2 separate regions of the Homo sapiens genome follow, and region 1 is linked to region 2. A link is a loop called in an ENCODE intact Hi-C map of the cell type or tissue named here. Cell type or tissue: breast epithelium. All regions are shown on one strand. Each heading gives the region's core, and the rest is flanking DNA. Links, peaks and the distances in the headings are about the cores only. Region 1 has its middle 36 kb from the start of CXCL13. Region 2 holds the start of LOC105377291 (a long non-coding RNA gene).

Evidence for each region. Hi-C counts contacts between places; a loop is a spot of excess contacts. Peaks named below come from ENCODE experiments on the same cell type or tissue, not always from the same donor. Only the 100,000 strongest peaks of a DNase experiment are listed, where the experiment ranks them.
Region 1: it touches region 2 in a loop (30-fold over the local background); 1 of 110 quality-filtered maps calls a loop at or near these places.

What each region holds. Positions count from the first base shown.
Region 1 is chr4:77,639,868-77,644,269 of GRCh38, forward strand. No RefSeq gene overlaps it. Among named protein-coding and RNA genes, the nearest start is that of CXCL13, 36 kb to the left of the region's middle. In breast epithelium, for the core only: no CTCF peak of the experiment used is centred there; no DNase peak of the experiment used is centred there.
Region 2 is chr4:77,019,641-77,024,042 of GRCh38, forward strand. It overlaps SEPTIN11 (septin 11), which reads left to right. Exons shown (of 10, transcript NM_018243.4): 7 at 862-1,030. It overlaps LOC105377291 (a long non-coding RNA gene), which reads right to left and starts at 3,685. Exons shown (of 2, transcript XR_001741734.2): 1 at 2,619-3,685; 2 at 1-1,136. RefSeq lists an enhancer at 3,235-3,854. In breast epithelium, for the core only: no CTCF peak of the experiment used is centred there; a DNase peak (open chromatin) is centred at 2,211; H3K27ac peaks cover 1,446 bases.

The sequences.
Region 1 (4,402 bases), core at 216-4,215, 620 kb after region 2:
TCTTTGAAGCTTCTCCTTTTTATCTTTTATCTACTTTATAGGCTTTTGCTGTTTATAGGGTTTTGCTTTGTGGTTATCTTGAGGCTTACATAAAACTTTGTATACTTATAACAGGCTATTTTAAGCTGATAGCAACTTAATTTTGATTGCATACACAACACTATACTCTTTTACTTCCCCTCACCCCCCATATTTTTGTTTTTGATAGCATAAATTTTTTTTATTATTTGTATTTTTTGTATGGACAGGAAATACTTATTTTTTTATTTCAGTAATTTTTGGGGAACAGGTGGTTTTTTGTTACATGGATGAGTCTTTTAGTGGTGATTTCTGAGATTTTGGTGTATCCATCACCCAAGTAGTATACACTATACCCAGTGTGTAGTTTTTTATTCCTCACCCTCTTCCTATCCTTCCCCCGAGCCCTCAAAGTATTAGTATTTCTTAATAAATTTTTGTAGCTGTGGTTTTACTAGGTTTGCCTTTTAGCCTTTATACTAGAGATATGCTTAATTTGCCCATCAACATTACAGTATTATAGTGTTTTGAATTTCACAATGTAGTTGTTTTTACTAGTGAGTTTTATACTTTCCTATGTTTTCATGTTACTAATTAGCATCCTTTTCCTTCATCTTGAAGGAACTCCCCTTAGCATTTCTTGCAAAGCAGATTTAGTGCTGGTCCCCATCATATCTCCATTTAATTCACCAATATGCCTTATACAAAATCCAGATGGATCCTGAAAATAACCTATTGCAAACCTAACCAAATATTTGTACTAATTTTATCACTGGGGCAAGCGTGGCTTTTTTGATAGAGCAGTGGTATACAGTTATTAACCTGGCAAATATGTTCTTTCCCAATCCCATCAAAAAGTTTGCATTCACTTGGAACTGACTACAGCATGCTACAAATATTATATTTATAGTGTTGCCCCAGGACTAGGTTTACTTTCTTGTTCTGTTATAATCCAACATGCCCTTATAATTTCACATTGGTCCACTATATTGACGGCATCATGCTAATCTGACTGGTTGAGCAACAAGTGGCAAGTATGTTCATGACCTTAGGAAGACACATGTCCTCCAGAAAGGGTAAAATGAAAGCTATGAAGATTCAGGAGTCATCCCTATCCAGGAATTTTTTAGGAGCCAGTGGGCTGGAACATGCCAGATCATCCCCTTCAAAGGAAAGTTTAAATTATTGCATCATGCACTTCCTACCATGAAGAAGGGAGCACGATACCTGGTGGGCCTCTCAGGTTTCTGGAATAAGAGTATTCCTATCTGGGAATACAGCTCAGTCAATATAGCCAAGTGAATGCAAGGATGTAAGCTGAGCCATGGGTATGTTCAACCACAGGTCCCAGGTAGGCCCTGTGGTTTAGGTATATTGTTTCCAAAAAGAGAAATGTTTCTACCTGAGTATATAGTAAAAGTCCTCTTAAGCTTTAGGTTATGGCAACCCCTGGGAACTTTGGATACTCATTCCACAGAACAAGCAATCAATAAGAGTCACTATCTTGGTAGATCATCAAGGGGAAGTCAGACTACCTTTACACATGCAAAACGGCATATAGCAATACATTTGGCACCTAAGAAATTTGCTCATGCATCTCTTGATATTCCCTTGCCCAATTTTGCCTGTAAATGGACAAGTGCAGCAGTCACAGGTTGACCAGGCTAGGAGCACTTGAGTGAAATAAGCCACCAAGATCAGCAGAAGTGCTAGCTGAGGATGAGGGAAATCCACAATGGATAGCAAAGTAGGGAGATAATGGGTATCAGTTATACCCTTGAGATTAGCGCTAGCTGTATAGACTATAGTTTATCTCTCTGACTTTCCTTTTATAAGTTTACCACAGGAGAGGAGGCCCACCAGAATTCTAGAGGAGCTTCTCCAAAACTCAGATGAAGTGAATCTGAATGGAGCAAGGAGTGGACTTTAGTGGATGCCTTGATGCACTGCCTAGATCCCTCTTCGTGACTGAAGGGCTTATTCTCAAGCTGCTGGGGGTTCTGGCTAGCCCTCCTTAGTTGTTTGCCCTCTCCAAAAATTTCCCTCAGCTGAAGAGAACCACCTCACAAGGTTATTCATTTTCCTGGAGACAGACTGAATCTAAAAATCTGAAAATAAGTTGTCAATGCAGGTCATTATGGCCCGTCCCCTTTACCACAATTCAGACAATTTTAAAGGGACATCCTGGCTTCAGATCTCCCTATGTAGTCAAATGATGCTTCAAACATTGATACATTCAAACTTCTCCCTCATCCCAACCCTGCTTCCTTCCTTTTCCTACACAGGGATTAATCCTGAAAGTACTTTCCAGTAAATCTCTTGAACACTAATGCCCTTCTCAGAGTCAGCTGCCTGGGGATCCCAATCTTCAATAAATAGGGAAGAAAAGAAAGCCAATAAAAATTCCACTGATGAGAATGGCATCTGGGGCTTGATGCTCCTGGAACCCTCTCAGAGACTGCATTGAACATTTCTCAGAACTTTCCCACTGGAGGATGAGGTCAGAGTATTTATCCACCAATTTCTACACCTTCATTGGCTGAGCAGTCCCTCTGGGGGTTTTAACACTCTGGCACTTTCTTTCTGCTCTGTATATGGGCTGAGGAAGCTCCTGAGGATAGAGAACACTATCAAGTAGAAAGACTCAGGAAGCCATCAGCCTATATGGGGACTGTCCCCAAGGTGAGTATAGGGATTACAAGAGGAACATTGACATCGTCTGCAACAGGGGTCATATGGCACCATGTAGTATATTTCTACTGAGGAGAGAGAAAAGCTAAATTAAGTTTGGGGACAATAATAGGAATAGATTCAAGATGATTGCTGGAATAAAGTAGCATAAATCAGAGGCTAAGCGGAGGAGAAACAGCTAATGATGCTCTGTTATCATGTGTTTTCCACATGAAGTATATGAGATAGCACTAAGAGAGTGTGGATGGGTGTAGTAGCGTTGCTCTGGGGGAAAGATATATCATGAGCATATTTTACAAACCTATAAGCATTTCACTGGTTCCTGTCTTGAAGGAAAGACTACGCTCTTGAGGGCAGGAACTATCTTACTCATTTTTGATGTCTGGAATTTCATAGGGTTAGGGTCATTCTGCCTTCCCATGCAAGGTGTTGTGATTGAGGTGATAGAGAGAGAAATAGGCTCACATATCAGCTCTGCCATTTAATAGCACTAAGGGTTTTGCTATGTTATTAAAACCATTTAAATCTCAGTTTCCTTATAAAATGGGTACAAAAATACATATTAAATAATATTGTTAAGAGAAGTCAAAGAATGCACAACACCTGGCACATCTTGTTGAGCAGTGCTCAAGAGATATCATTGCCACTTCCTCAAAAAGTTTTGAGATGAATGAATTAACATATCTAGACTTACTTTAAAATGTCAGTAATACTACAGAAATCCAAAAGTTGTTATGGAGTTCATGATTATATTGTTCAGAGCCAAATTAATGTTACAAGTTTTGATTTCAGTGACATCATCAAAGAAGGCTTCTCAAAGGCTCCAACATGTTTAGTATTTAAATTTAGTTACTACAGTATGTTTGGATGGAAACAAAGTGACAGCCACAATGGTGATTGATTAGATCATTTGAAATCTGTTTATTATTAGTGTGTTTAAAATGCCTTTTTGGACCAATGCCACTGTACTCCACTTGATAATTATACAGCAGCTTGGGATTTAAACTTTACCCTAGAATAGCATATCTGGCAAAAATATCCTTCAAACATGAAGGATGAATAAATACTTTCCCAGACAGAAGCGGAGAAATTTCATCAATACCTGACCTGTCCTACAAAAAATGCAAAGGGAGTACTTCAATCAAAAAGAAAAGGACATTAATGAACAATAAATAATCACCCAAAGGTACAACTTACTGGTAATAGTAACTACCCAGAAAAACACAGAATATGTAACTGTGGTGTGTAAACTACTCTTGTCCTAAGTAGAAAGACTAAATGGTAAATGAATCAAAAACAATAACTATAACTTTTCAACACATAGTACAACAAGATAGAAACAACAAAAAATTAAAAATTGGGGCAACAGAGTTAAGGTGTAGAATTTGTATTTGTTTTCTTTTTGCTTGTTTGTTTATGCAAATAGTGTTATCAAGTTTAAATAATGGGTTATAAGATAGTATTTGCAAGCTTTGTGGTAACCTCAAACCAAAAAGTATACAATGGATAAACAAAAAATAAAACGAAACAAAATTATATCACCAGAGAAAATCACCTTCACTAGAATAAGACAGTAAGGAAAGAAAGAAGGAAGAGAAGACCATTAAACAAGCAGAAAACAAATAACAAAATGGCAGGAGTAAGTCCTTACTTATCAACAATAACATTGAATGTAAATGGGCAAAACTCTCCA
Region 2 (4,402 bases), core at 286-4,285:
GCAAAAAATGTCTTCTAATAAAATGTTATCTTAGTAAATCTGAGACTTAGGAGAATATTTGATCTATATTTGGCACTGTGGGACATGGCCACAGTCTAACCTGAAAGCTTGTCACGTGTGTCACTTTGAATGACAAGGACTCTATGACCTACTCTTATGTTCTGAAGGAGGACATCCAGTGCTATGGATTAAGCAGGATGGCTAAAGAAAGTTCTTCGCTGGTTTAAGATGTATCAGACCTCCTTTTCCTCTGTTTTGAATAAAGGCAATAAAGCTGTGAGAAGAAACAGTACCTTTGAGATCCCTGGGAAAAATACAATTTTTCTTACTCTTACTAATTTCTCTACAATAAGAAAACTCCTTTCTTCCTAGTGTTGTTGATAAAATTAAATGAAGTGGTATGTAAAAGTGGCCCTGCACAGTTATAGACAGCATGGAGTGGTACAAATACATCTGGCTTTGGGCCAGATGTTCTGGCATTTGAATCTAGACCCTGCTACCTCTCTTTGGGAGGTCAGCTTGCTCACCAAGCTCCTGCGTCTGCAAAGCAAGAGTCATGACATCTAGTTGGCAGAGTTATTATGAAGGGTAAAGACAATATTTGTTTTCAAGCTCCTCCCTCTGTGCTCTGTGCTGAGTAGGCACTCAGCAGTCAGCGTTGTCATCAGTATTATGGTCAATGTTGTCAGAAATCTTGTCTTCGTCAGGAATGTAAGGTGAATCCAGTAAAGGATCTTCAGATGGTCTTGAGACCCCAGAGATTTCAGGAGTGATGGTAATAACATCTTGGAAGCATCACTGCAGATATTTCAGTGACATCATTGCTAATCCCACTTCCGCCATTTCCCCCCTCTCTTGTAGTTGAGAATGAAAATCATTGCGATTTTGTGAAACTTCGAGAGATGCTGATCCGCGTGAACATGGAGGACTTGCGAGAGCAGACTCACACCCGCCACTATGAATTGTACCGACGCTGTAAGCTTGAAGAGATGGGGTTCAAGGACACTGACCCTGACAGCAAACCCTTCAGGTATGAAGGCATCTAGCAATCAGGTGTCTCCCAGACAGTGGCGAGAGTGGCATGGTGGTACATCACAGAAATGCTTGCTGGATTGAGATGGTGATGATGGAAGGATCTGGTGGGTGAAGATTAATACATATGTTGTCAGGCATTGTGATAATTGCTTTATTTGCATTATCTCAACTAACTTACCTAGTTGATGTCATTATTATCCACATTTTACAGATGAGGAAACAAAGGCACTGAAAGTGTAAACAAACTGCCCAAGGTCCTCCAAGTAGTAAACAATGGTGTGGTGTTGAGCTCTTGCCATCTGGGTCCTGAGCCCAGGTTTCTGCCAGTTCTCTTGCAGAGGTGCAGAGCCTGGTCGATATATTTACAAAGGTGCGGCTGCTGATTACAGTTTGCCCCATTCATTTTTGCCAAACACCTTTAACTTCCGGAGGCTCTTCCTTTGTCAAGCACTTTTACTATTAGCTTTCAGTGGTTCGGTAAAATTCTAACAACAAAGAATCAGGAGGAAAGGAGAATAGCTTTTAGGAGATCTATGTATTTTCTTATATCACTGACGGGTGGAGACGCAAAATGTGAAGGGGAGAAATGGATGTAGAATTAATATCCTAGCCGAAGCCCAGACCCCGTCAGAATCCAGTGGTAGGGATAGGGCTGGCAAGGCTGGGGTGCTGTTGCCCACACCGTAGTGAGTCATGGGGTGGTTCTGGGTAAAGTTGTGGGGTGAGGCTGCCAGGCCAGGTTCACCACCTCCTGGTCGAGGAGAGGATTGTCCAGATGGTGCCCAAGCAGTTTTCTTTCTTTTTTTTTGTTTGAGACGGAGCCTTGCTCTGTCACCAGGCTGGAGTGCCTCGGCCTCCCAAAGTGCTGGGATTACAGGCGTGAGCCACCGCGCCTGGCCCCCAAGCTGTTTCTTAATGGGGATTTGAATTCAGGTGGTGTGAGGTGTGTCTGGGCTCTGTGCCTTTACAAACTGAGGGCCATAGTTCCTTGGGGAAAAAAAACCTGTCTTTCTCCTCTTTGGCCTACAACACACTCTGATGTCTACAAGCTGGCTGACAATAGAACCGGAGGCAGCCTGTGCACAGCAGATTCTGTCCCCGTGGGTCTGTAGGAGGGAGTTTATTTTCTTGCAATTGCTTTAGAGATAGTTTAGGAATGCCTGGGCTTGTCGCCTGGCACTGTGCTGCTGAGGAGTTCCATGAGCATGTGTGTATGCAGTGAGAACAAATGCAGAACCCAGACAAGGGGCATACCAAGAAGTTAACTTCTAGCCAAGATTGCATCATTCACTTCTGCCCTGACGGCTTGCAAAACTGACCATCTCCAACCATGTGAAAGTCATGTTCTGAGGCGAGGTGTAGGACACCTTTTTGTGTACACAGGTTTAGCTAATTGAACCTTGAAATGCATTTACCAGAAAATAATCCTTACAAAATCAAGTCCACTTTATGGTTACTAAACCTGATGAAATGGTTTCTGTGTGGGAAAGGCCGTCTTCAGTATTACATAAAATATTTGTTTTCATGCAAAGAGATATGGAACAAAAGGAACTGCCATAAAATTGAATTCATTTTCCCCTCACCTTCATTCAAATCCAGACAGTGTTGAAGAGCACTGGGCTAGGAGTCAGGAGTTTGGGTTCAGTTCTTGGTCCTGCTACGCTACAAGTTCTTAACCCATCTGGGCCTGAGTTTCTTCATCTGTGAAATGAGGAGCTGATCCAGATCAGGGAATAATTAGATCCAGTAAAAAAAAATTTTTTTCCATACTGGGTTAGACAGTAAATATTTTAGGTTCTGCAGGCCAAACGGTCTCTGTCACAACTATTCAGTTCTGCCCTTGTCGTCCGAAAGCAGCCATAGACCATACTGTAAATGAATGGGCATGGCTGTGTTCCGGTAAAACTTCATTTACAAAAACAGATGGGGGGCCAGATTTGGTCCTCAGGCTGTAGTTTCCCAACCCCTAGACGAGATCATAACTTGGAGCCTGTGAACTGCCTGCAAAAGTTAGAATGCATGTGACTGCTTCTTGAGTTTGTTAGAGGTCATTTACCTCCCAAAGTGTTTTACTTCTCAAAATGTTCAGAGCCATTTGGCATAGTTGTGTTTCTTTCAACTCAGGAATCTGTGGAATTTGAAGAGTCTATGATGCTATCCTTAGCTATCTACACCACCAGGAAGGGCCCAGTGGCCTAAGTTTGCCACTTAGGTCTTTCCACCATCTTGACTGGGTTCCTTAGGATCCCTGGGAGCCTGGGGATTGTGAGGATTTCCTGCTGCTGCAGACGCACAGCCTGCTAAGTTGTCTGTGTGGCCAGCATTTTAATTAAGGCATTTCCTGCAAGCCCAGAGTAACTGCCCACCAGGAGGAGGTGGAGCTGGGTAGGCCCAGCAGGGCTTCTGCAAGGGACAGCTGCTGGGCAAGCCCACTGCTTTGTTCTCCCTGTTTCAGGGGCTTCAGGATTGGTGAGGGATATCACCGAGGCTGCCTGACGCTTAGAGAGCATGCTTTATCCATGTCTCCCCTCCCCACTTGGATCCATTTCCCCTGGCCTGAGTTTTGCTTTTGATGATGAAAAGGGAAAATGTATACACACACACACACACACACACACACACACACAATATATATATAAAATAATATATATTAATTATATCATATATTACTAATATATGATATAATTATATAATAATATATAATATATACACATATAATATATATACACACACATATATATTACCAAGGCCTTTACTTTTTTCCATATATAAGAAAATTAGAAAAAAGTGGACCTTCTAAAAATAAATACCTTCCAACATCTCGATAACTGGAACCAGGTTTTCCATTTCAACTGGAAACAATTTCTCCTCTTAGACCACTCATTCAAACTCTGATGTCCCTCCTGGTTTAGGGAAGATTACTTGGTACCAAAAGTTGGCTTTGAATCACATGTCTTGGTAAATAGTGATAAGAAATGAATTTGATTTTCCTTTTCTTGGAAACCACTACTTTTAAAAGGGCTCGGCCTTTCCCTTTGAAGAATTTCGGGCACCCTCAGCACTTCCTGTGCACCTGAGCGGGAGGAATGGAGTGAGGTGACTCTGTTTGAAGGATGACAGAGTTAAGGAAAAGCAGAAGCCACAGTTGATTGAAGTGATTTTCCAGAATTTCATCTGCAAAGTCACCATTCCTGGATGTGCTTGGAAGATGGATCTTCCGTGTGAATTTAGGCTGAGCTTGGAGGAGTATAAATCAAGGGCTTAAGGTTTTATTATATTCTCAAAGCACAGGATTTCTGCATGGGTGTGCAGTGAAGTTCATCCTTCCCAGTGAGCACCCTCGTTCACCTTTTGTCCTCTGGGCCCC